2 separate regions of the Homo sapiens genome follow, and region 2 is linked to region 1. A link is an interaction called in ENCODE POLR2A ChIA-PET data of the cell type or tissue named here. Cell type or tissue: PC-9. All regions are shown on one strand.

Evidence for each region. ChIA-PET counts read pairs that join two places held together with the same protein. Peaks named below come from ENCODE experiments on the same cell type or tissue, not always from the same donor. Only the 100,000 strongest peaks of a DNase experiment are listed, where the experiment ranks them.
Region 2: POLR2A ChIA-PET joins it to region 1 with 25 read pairs; 2 of 35 experiments call an interaction of 5 or more read pairs at or near these places.

The regions. Positions count from the first base shown.
Region 1 is chr17:20,100,443-20,105,442 of GRCh38, reverse strand. The region is part of intron 2 of SPECC1 (sperm antigen with calponin homology and coiled-coil domains 1); the gene reads right to left. Among named protein-coding and RNA genes, the nearest start is that of SPECC1, 94 kb to the right of the region's middle. In PC-9, no CTCF peak of the experiment used is centred here; no DNase peak of the experiment used is centred here.
Region 2 is chr17:20,182,642-20,187,641 of GRCh38, reverse strand. All of the region lies in intron 3 of SPECC1 (sperm antigen with calponin homology and coiled-coil domains 1), which reads right to left. Among named protein-coding and RNA genes, the nearest start is that of SPECC1, 180 kb to the right of the region's middle. In PC-9, no CTCF peak of the experiment used is centred here; a DNase peak (open chromatin) is centred at 2,471; H3K27ac peaks cover 1,305 bases.

The DNA of each region.
Region 1 (5,000 bases):
TGGTGAAGGGAGCAGCGCTCCTTCTTCCTACCTATATGACCCAGGTACTGATGCTGCAGTTCCTCAATTCTAAAATGGAGAAAACATTTGAAGGCCAAGGCAAGACAATCACTTGAGGTCAGGAGTCCAAGACCAGCCTGAGCAACATAGTAAGACTCCATTTCTACAAATAATCTTTTTTAAAAATTAGTGGGGTGTGGCACTGCGTGCCTGTAGTCCTAGCTACTCAGGAGGCTGAGGCGGGAGGATCGCTGGAGTTCGAGGCTGCAGGGAGCCATGATTGCACCACTGCACTCCAGTATGGGCAACAGAGCAAAACCCTGTCTCCCGCCCCCCCACCGAAAAAAAAAAGAGAAAGCAGTTGGCGTATCTCTAGAGTTGTGCCCTTAGTTAAAAATTTAAAGCATTTTATTAAGAACATAAATGTTGGAGGCTCTCATCATCTTCAACATCATCATTGCAGCTGTTTTCCTAGTGGCTCTCCATGGTGGTTCTCCAGGCTGGCAGCAACAGAAGCATCTTTAGATTTACAAACAAAATCTAAATCCTCCTTTGGAAGGAGGGCATGAAGTACCATGCTGTATTAGGAATCGGGCAACCTGTGAGCCATGGAGCCCTGGAAAGGTTTGGATCTGGTAGCTCAGTCTCCTCACCTCCAAAAGAGAATTTTTTTTTCTTTTTTTTTTTTTTTTTTTTTTTTTTGAGACAGTCTCACTCTTTCACCCAAGCTGGAGTGCAGTGGCACAATCTCGGCTCACTGCAACCTCCGCCTCCCAGATTTGAACGATTCTCCTGTCTCAGCCTCCCAAGAAGCTGGGATTACAGGCACGTGCCCCCACACCCAGCTAATTTTTGTATTTTTAGTAGAGACGGGATTTCACCATGTTGGCCAGGCTGGTCTCAAACTCCTGACCTCAGGTGATCCACCTGCCTCGGCCTCCCAAAGTGGCGGGATTACAGGCATGAGCCACCGTGCCTGGCCAACAAAAGAGAATTTGAATCACCTAAGATCCTTCTCCCTGTTTATGTCCTCATTGCTATGAGACTGCATATGCTTATTAGGCTTAAAGAGTTTATTGATCAGTGTCACTGCATTTTGTGCACATGTACTCAGAGCACAAACAGCAGAGAATACAAAAATACCCCACACTGTCTGGGCTGATTAGCTGAAGAAGGAATGTGCTGATGCCTTCACGATCCTGCACTGACTGTACTCATCACGCCTTCTGTTTAGTACACATAGTGGCTGCTTTTTCACCCTCCTTACATCAGAAAAACTGCACCATTAAGGGCCCAGGGTAAATGTCAAATATCGTACTAACCAACTGATTGTAACCTCCACTTCAAACATGCTGATTTTTGTCCACTGATCCTAAAACAGACTTTATATTCATTCCACAAACATAGAAATGCCACCACTCATAGCCTAGGGCCTGGATGCAGCAACATTTCACACGGAAAAGAATGTGAACAATGGGTCCTGAGCAGAGGGTGGGGCTCCCTTTCTCGTCCCCCTTCTCCTCTCCCCTTCTCCTCCAGCCAGCTCACCCACAGTAAAAGAGCCCTTAGAATATGGGAACACCTAGTATGTTAGCTGTAAAGGCTGAAGGGGATTCCAGCCATCCAACAGCCTTTCAGTGAATCCTGCAGTGAGATAAAGTCCAGATTTCAGTGCCAGGAGGAAGTGGACGGGGGATGCGGACGTCCTGGGGAGAGAGGGGGGCACTCCTCCTGGGATGCCATGCTCCTAGGGAGACTGCAGCAGCCCTCCACATGTATGTGGGAGAGGGAAGGGAAGATCGGCAGGAGAAACAGCTCCAAACCCCTCCCTCCCTTCTTGTCACTTTGCCAGGGCTGCTTCTGTCGGGCTTGTGGCTTCTCCATTCCTGTCCCTCCCATTCTGAACACTGTAATTCAGCTAAGCTTTACCAAAAACCCACTAGAGGCTGGACGTACATCTTTAGCCTACGTCCACTTAGAAGATCTGTATGCTGTGCATATGGCATGAATGTCAAAGTGAATCAGGAGGCCCTGCCGATCAGAGTTAACCACCTAAAGAGGAGGTTCCCATATAACCACACAGAACACACTGAGGACAGCACTAAGCTGCAGAGAAACGAATGTGGAGAAAGCCCAGGAGGGGCTGGGGGAGTCCCAAGACCTCACAGAAGAGGCCATGATTCAGTTTTTCTCAGGCAGAGAGGGCAGGGAGGCATTCTGGAGGGGTGGGTGTCTTCCACAGCAACACCAGGCTGAAGACCAACAGGAGCCAGGAGGTCCCCATCCCACGTCACAGGGGTTGGGAAAAAAGCTATGTCACGTGGCAGCACAGTTTAGTGGCCAAGGGCTGAAAATACAGACCACCTGGGTCTGAATCCTGGCTCTGCCAGTGCTTAGCTGTGTGACCTTGGGCAAATCACGTCCTCTCTGTGCTTTGGTTTCTTCACCTAAAAAGTAAGTATGATCATGGTACCCACTTCAGAGTGTTGCTCTGAGGATTAAACAAGTTAGCCATGCAGTGTGCTTAGGATAACAGTGTCTGACACAGTATGCATTGAACAGACACCAACTATAACGATAACAAATGAAAATCATCATTATTGTTTTTACTATTGTTATCCTGTAAAAACTAAATTCAAATTAAGGCAAGGAGGAGGAGGGAGGAGGGGAGTGTTTTTAGGAAAAATGAACGCAATGCAACGGGGATTCCAGAGAGTACAATAGAACATCAAGCAAGTCATCAACCTCTCTGAACCTCAGGCTCTTCTTCGGTAAATCCATCCAAGAACAATATTCAGTAAAAATGCATAGTGTGCCTGCCTGTGATGCACCAGGCACAGCTAGAGATAACACACATCAGCTATTGTGTTCCATTTTGTGAGCCAGCCACACTCAGCTGACTCTGTCTCCTCTTGGACTAGGGGATTTTATGCTGCACTGTGGGTAGATGTGGTCCTGTCCTTCCCAGACAACAGGATAAGTATGATGTGCTGCAGGCCAGTGCTGTGCCACCTCCCTCCCATAGGGCATGGAGTTTGGGTAGCAGCAAAGCTTTCAAGGGGAGCACTTCATTTCCCCTGCACCTTCCACGAGGAATTCCATTTGAAAAAGACTGGTAGCTTAAAAGGTTTCCTGGGGGTAGGACATAAAGACAAAAAACTGATCCCACGTGTCCTTCAAAACAAACAGCTGAAGGTAGCTACTCTTACTTTGTCACTGCTTTTTGGATGCAACATCAAAAGGAAAGCTACCAGTCTCAGTTACTAATTCTTGCTCCTTCTCTATTCACCACTGCATTTTTTGCTTTGTTTCCTGGCCACAGCACCACTTGAGATTTCTGGCTTGCTCCAGAAGATCCTATGAAGGTGTGCACTTCGGTGCTGCTTTGCTATTTAGTAAGTATCTTCATTAACAGCTTCACTGATATTTAAGCTGCCAACCACCTGTATAAGAAAGTATATAAAAGGAAAAAGTTCAAATGCCTCACAGATTAAAGTAACTAAGAAATTCCTCTCAATTCCACAAAGATGTAGAAAAGAATTCACAGCCCTAAAATCATCAGACATAACATAATCTGGTCGTTACTGGTGGATAACATGTTATGGTTGGACACCGCTTCTCAAACTTGAGCAGACATCAGAGTCACAGGAAGGGTTTGTTAAAATGCACCTTTGTCCCGCTCATAGTGACATGGGAGCCTTAGGATCTGCTCAGTACATTCCTTTTCTGCTGAAGCAAGCTTAAGCCAATGTTTCATCATTTGCAACCAAGAGGACCCCAATTAATAGACCTGGGCCTCGCAAATGACACTGCAGGTTCTCTTCTTTCTGGGCTGTGCTCAGATACCACAAGGAGGATTTACAGGAGTGTATGCACCCTCCCTGAGTGTCCACGTCCCCAGCCTCTGCACCCTGCTTTCTTTCACTGCTCCTTCAGTTCAGGCCAATGTTGAAAGTCAGGTATTTAGACACTTCTCAAAAGAAGACATTTATGCAGCCAACAAACATGAAAAAAAGCTCATCATCACTGGTCACTAGAGAAATGCAAATCAAAACCATAATGAGATACCATCTCACGCCAGTTAGAATGGCGATCATTAAAAAGTCAGGAAACAACAGATGCTGGTGAGGCTGTGGAGAAATAGGAATGCTTTTACACTGTTGGTGGGAGTGTAAATTAGTTCAACCATTGTGGAAGACAGTGTGGTGATTCCTCAAGGATCTAGAACCAGAAATACCATTTGACCCAGCAATCTCATTATTGGGTATATACCCAACGGAATATAAATCATTCCACTAAAAAGACACATGCACATGTATGTTTATTGCAGCACTATTTTCAATAGCAAAAACTTGGAACCAACCTAAACATCCATCAATGATAGACTGGATAAAGAAAATGCGTCACATATACACCATGGAATACTATGCAGCCATAAAAAAGAATGAGTTCATGTCCTTTGCAGGGACATGGATGAAGCTGGAAGCCATCATTCTCAGCAAACTAACACAGGAACAGAAAACCAGACACTGCATGTTCTCACTCATAAGTGGGAGTTGAACAATGAGAACAAATGGACACAGGGAGGGGAACATCACACACCCGGGTCTGTTGGTGGGTAGGGGGCAAGGGGAGGGAGAACATTAGGACAAATACCTAATGCATGCGGGGCTTAAAATCTAGATGACTGGTTGATAGGCACAGCAAAGCACCATGGCACATTTATACCTATGTAACAAACCTGCATGTTCTGCACATGTATCCCAGAACTTAAAGTAAAATTTTAAAAAAATAATAATTCGAATTAAAATTTAAAAAAAGAAAGTCAGGTATTCAGTTCTACTTTCAGTGGATTTGTCTCAGTGTTCCTGTTTTGACCAGTGAAACCCTATCTATCCATTTCCTATAAAGCAAATATAGTGAGATGCTAACTGTAGGACCTAGGTGGTGGTCTATGGTGTCTGCTGTGGGATCCCCTGTACTACTGTAGAACCTCCCCG
Region 2 (5,000 bases), 82 kb before region 1:
AACTGAAAGTCTAGGATCAAGTCCAACTTCAGGTCTGGCTCAACTGAAAGATGTTCTCTCAGGGTCAATTTCTCTCCATCTTCTGCTCCTCCCTTCCTCCACAGGTCACCTTCATCAATAAGCTGCCTGCCCTCATGGCTATGTGATGGTACTGGCAGCTCCAGGGCTCACATCTGCACACCATCAAATCCAGCAAAGAGCGGGGACTCTCTCCCAGGCACCCCAAAAAACATCTACTCAACACTCATTCTGATTGAGTCTCTGCCATCCTTGACTCACTGAGACCAGGGTGATATGCTGACTCACTTTAAAGTGGGAATTAGCTAAAGAGAATTCCTGGGAGAAGACGGGGTTAAATGCTGGGAAGTCAACCAAAAAGTGTTCAAAATGTGGTCTGACCAATGCCGAGTCAGTTCCCTGGTGTAGTATACTGGTACGGGTTGAGCATCCCTAATTCAGAAAAAAATACAAAACCCTAAACATTCTGAGTGCTGACATGACCATAAAAGGAAACACTCATTGGAGTATTTCAGATTTCCAGATTAGGGATGCTCAATTGCTAAGTATAATGCAAGTATTCCAAAATACAAAAAAAAAATCCAAAGTTCAAAACACATCTGGTCCCAAGCATTTCAGATAAGGGATACTCAAACCTGTATAATTAATACAGCACATAGAACTGGTGTAGTGTGCCAGTTGAAAACAAACCAACCCAAAAGACTTCAGGACCCAGCAGGGGACATCAGGCAACAATTAAAAACAAAAATTGGCCAGGCTCAGTGGCTCACACCTATGATCTATAATCCCAGCACTTTGGGAAGCCAAGGCAGGAGCACTGCTTGAGCCCAGGAGTTTGAAACCAGCCTGGGCAACATAGTGAGACACCCATCTCTACTGAAAATACAAAAAAAACCCAGGTGTGGTGGTGTCTGCCTGCAGCTCTAGCTACTCAGGAGAGGCTGAGGTGGGAGGATCACCTGAGCCTGGGAAGTCAAGGCTGCAGTAAGCTGTGATTGTACCACTGCACTTCAGCCTGAGCGATGGGAGTGAGACCCTGTCTCATAAGCAGATACATACATACAAAAATCACGTAAACCATTTGGCATACTTTTAGTATACATGAGACACAATACAAGCACTTGCTTTATTGAGCTTTGCTTTTTTGTGCTTTGCAGATAATACATTTCTTACAAATTGAAGGCTTGTGGCAACCCTGCATCGAGCAAGTCTATCAGTGTCATTTCTCCAACAGAATGGGCTTACTTCGTTAGCATTTTTTAGCAATATTTTTTAAATTAAGGCATGTACATTGCTTTTTTTAAGATGTAATGCTATTGCACACTTAACAGACTACAATATAGTGTAAACATAATTTTTGTATGCACCAGGAAACCAAAAACCTCATGTAATTCATTTTATTGTGGTGGTCTGAAACTGAATTCACAACATCACCAAGATGTGTCTGTAGTTAAAATGCAACGTGAAATAAAAAATACAAAACACAAGCTGGGTGCAGTGGCTCATGCCTGCAATCCCAGCACTTTGGGAGGCCGAGGAGGGTGGATCACCTGAGGTCAGGAGTTCGAGACCAGCCTGACCAACATGGTGAAACCCCGCCTCTACTAAAAATACCAAAATTAGCTGGGTGTGGTGGCACACGCCTGTAGTCCTAGCTACTCAGGAGGCTGAGGCAGAAGAATAGCTTGAACCTGGGAGGCAGAGGTTGCAGTGAGCCAAGATCGTGCCATTGCACTCCAGCCTGGGCAACACAGAGAGACTCTGCCTCAAAAAAAATAAATAAATAAAAATACAAAACAGGACACCACACTTGAAGACTCCTGTGATTATCACTAGACAAATGCTTCTGGTTCATGGGACCATCAATCTGGGTGCAAGGAGTAGTGGAGGTTGGCTCTGCAAAGGTCTTTCCAACATGAATGAATGAATTCCTTCATCACAGAGTCGCTGCTGTTTACTAACCCTTACATTCCTGCCACCACTGTTTCAGAGCAAATTTCCCCATAACCTCATCACTTAACACAACCGTTTTATTTTCTGATCATTTTGCCGGTCAGGAATTTGGGAAGAGCTTGGCTAGGCCATTCTTACATAGACACTAGGAGGTGGCTCCTGCCATCCGAAACCCTGGCTGAGATGACAGCTCCACGGACTGTGGGCTGGAGCACCATGTGGTAGTCTCCCCAGCATGGTAGCCTCACAGTGGTTGGACTTATTACAGAACGGCTCACGGCTCCAAGCACAAGTGCCCCCGCAAACAAGAGGGGCCTGCACAGCCTTTTATAATTTAGCCTCAGCAGTCAGAGGAGCACTTCCACCCTCTTCTACCAGCTGAAGCGGTTCTAGGGCTGCCCAAATTCAAGAAGTAGATCCCTTAACAGAGGAAGTGGCAGAGTCACACTGTAGGAGGGCATGTGGGACAAGGGAGAGTCACAGCCTCAGCTGGAAAATGCAATCTGCTCCACCTCAGGAGGATGACAAGACAGATTTTTATCTCAAAACCCATTCATTCAAGTGTCTCTATTTCCCAAACTGATTTTTGCATCACTGAAGTGTTTAGACATCGAACCAGTGTGAATTCTGTGGACAATCAGCCAATTCCAAAAACACAGTGAAGACAGCTATAAAGCCCACTCGCTGTTAAATACAAAACTCTGTGCTTCGCACTTTCTCAGGCCAGCTGATCCTGTTTCTTCACTCCACTGAAAACGAGGCAAAGGCATAATTAAGAAATATTTTGCTGCATCACCATGTTCTTCAAAATCAAGCTCTAGGACTGATGAAAATATGTTCAGCACTTTACCACGGAAAGAATACAATGACCTTTCCTCTACCCTTGACTTACTTTAATAATAATACTTAAAATGTTTAAAAATAATAAAGCCGGCCCTCTCTTATATAGAACTCTCATGTAGAACTTCTACGGTACCAAATACTTTACATATACTGACTTGTTTGAAACTATATACAGTAGGTCCTGTTTCTACAAATATTTTACCAAGGAGGAAACTGAGGCACAGTAGAGATAACTTGCCCAAGATCACACAGCTTCAGCTGGAATTCAAACTCAGGAAATGCGGGCTCCAAAGTTCATACTTTTAATCACTAAACTCCCCTAAGCCCTCACATATAAAAACAATACATGCTGTTTCTAAGAGCAAAATAATCAAAATCCCCTACTTGCCTGGGATAATCATTATGAACAGCCTGGAAAGAATGTATTCTTCCAAGAATACATTCTCTCTGTGTTGACACAAACATGCTTAGCCTTTCGTTTGGGATCACAGCATAGGCACTATGACATAAAGGTGTAAACACTCTCTTGTGAGTTATATTTGTCACCTGATAATACATCCTGGTCATAGCTTCAGGAAATAGCTCTCACTTGTCCTTTTTAATAATATTTCTTACCTCTACATCTTTTTTTTTTTTTTTTTTTTTTGAGACAGGAGTCTTGCTCTGTCACCCAGGCCGGAGTGCAGTGGCACAATCTCAGCTCACTGCAACCTCCATTTCCCGGGTTCAAGCGATTCTCATGCCTCAGCCTCCCGAGTAGCTGGGACGATAGGCACGTGCCACCACACCTGGCTAATTTTTTGTCTTTTTTTTTTTTTAAGTAGAGATGGGGTTTTGCCGTGTTGCCCAGGCTGGTCTCGAACTCCTGAGCTCAGACAATCCGCCTGCCTCGGCCTCCCAAAGTACTAGGATTATAAGCGTGAGCCACCACGCCCGGTTGACATCATTCTTATTTAATAAAATTTCATAAGAATGATATAGTCGGCCTTCCATATTTCTGGGTTCCCCACCCAGAATTCTACCAACCACAGATAGAACATATTTGGGGGAAAAAGGGATGGGTACATCTGAATGTATATAGACATGTTTTTCTTGTCATTATTCCCTAAACAATACAGTATAACAACAAATGACACGGCATTTACATTGTATTAGGTAGTATAAGTAATCTGGACATCATTTAAACTATATGGGAGAATGTGCGTAGTTTAAATGCAAATACTATGCCATTTTATAGCATTTTATATCAGGGACTTGAGTTATCTGTGGATGTTAGTATCCATAGGAGATTCTGGAATGAATCTCCCAAGGATACTGAGGATGACTGTACTATAATTTATTTAACCAATTCCTACTGAGGGACATTCAGTATTCCTAGATTCGGGCCAGAACAAAAAAAGTACTGCAATTAGCAAACTTTTCCTACATTTGCAACGTTAAGTATGTACTTGTGCTTTTATGTCTACAAGACAGAATTCCTGGATTCCTCAAGAGAAACATATTTTCAATCTCAAAATTATTGCCGGATTGCTTTATAAAAAAGATTGCAATCATTCACACACCACAGGGGTAGACATATAGGAGTAATTGTTTCTCTGTACACTTACCACCACTGGAAGTTATTATTTTTGAAGGTCGAAAAGTGATTTCTTTTGATGTGCATTTCTCTGATTACTACTGATGTTGAACACCTTTGTTTTTCTTTTTTGCCACTTGATTGCTCATCACCCTATACCTACTGACCTCTACCGCCACCTCTTTTGGCATTTACTTTTATTTGTTTACAAGCGTACTAATATTTCAGCATATTTTATAATGTTTTCCCCCAGAGTACTACCTATGTCCAAGTAGAGGCTAGTTGTACCCCATTATTTGTTCTCTTTTCTTCCTCATTAACTCAACTTTTTGTTGGGCACTTGGTGGTTCCAGAACACTTCCAACGTCTTTTGCAGCTGGGTGTGGCCAGATGGCTAGGTTCTGGCCAAGCGGATGAAGCATTTTCTGGAAGCTCTCTTTAACAGGCAGTGCAGGTATCATGCATCACCTTGGTTCTCTCTTTCTTCACCCCTTTCCTCTATCCTCTAAGCTACTTGAGACTCAGTACTTTCTGAATCCAATGATAGTATTACGCTGTCATTGAAAATGTTATACTAAGTCACAAATACGTACTTATATGACATTAGGTC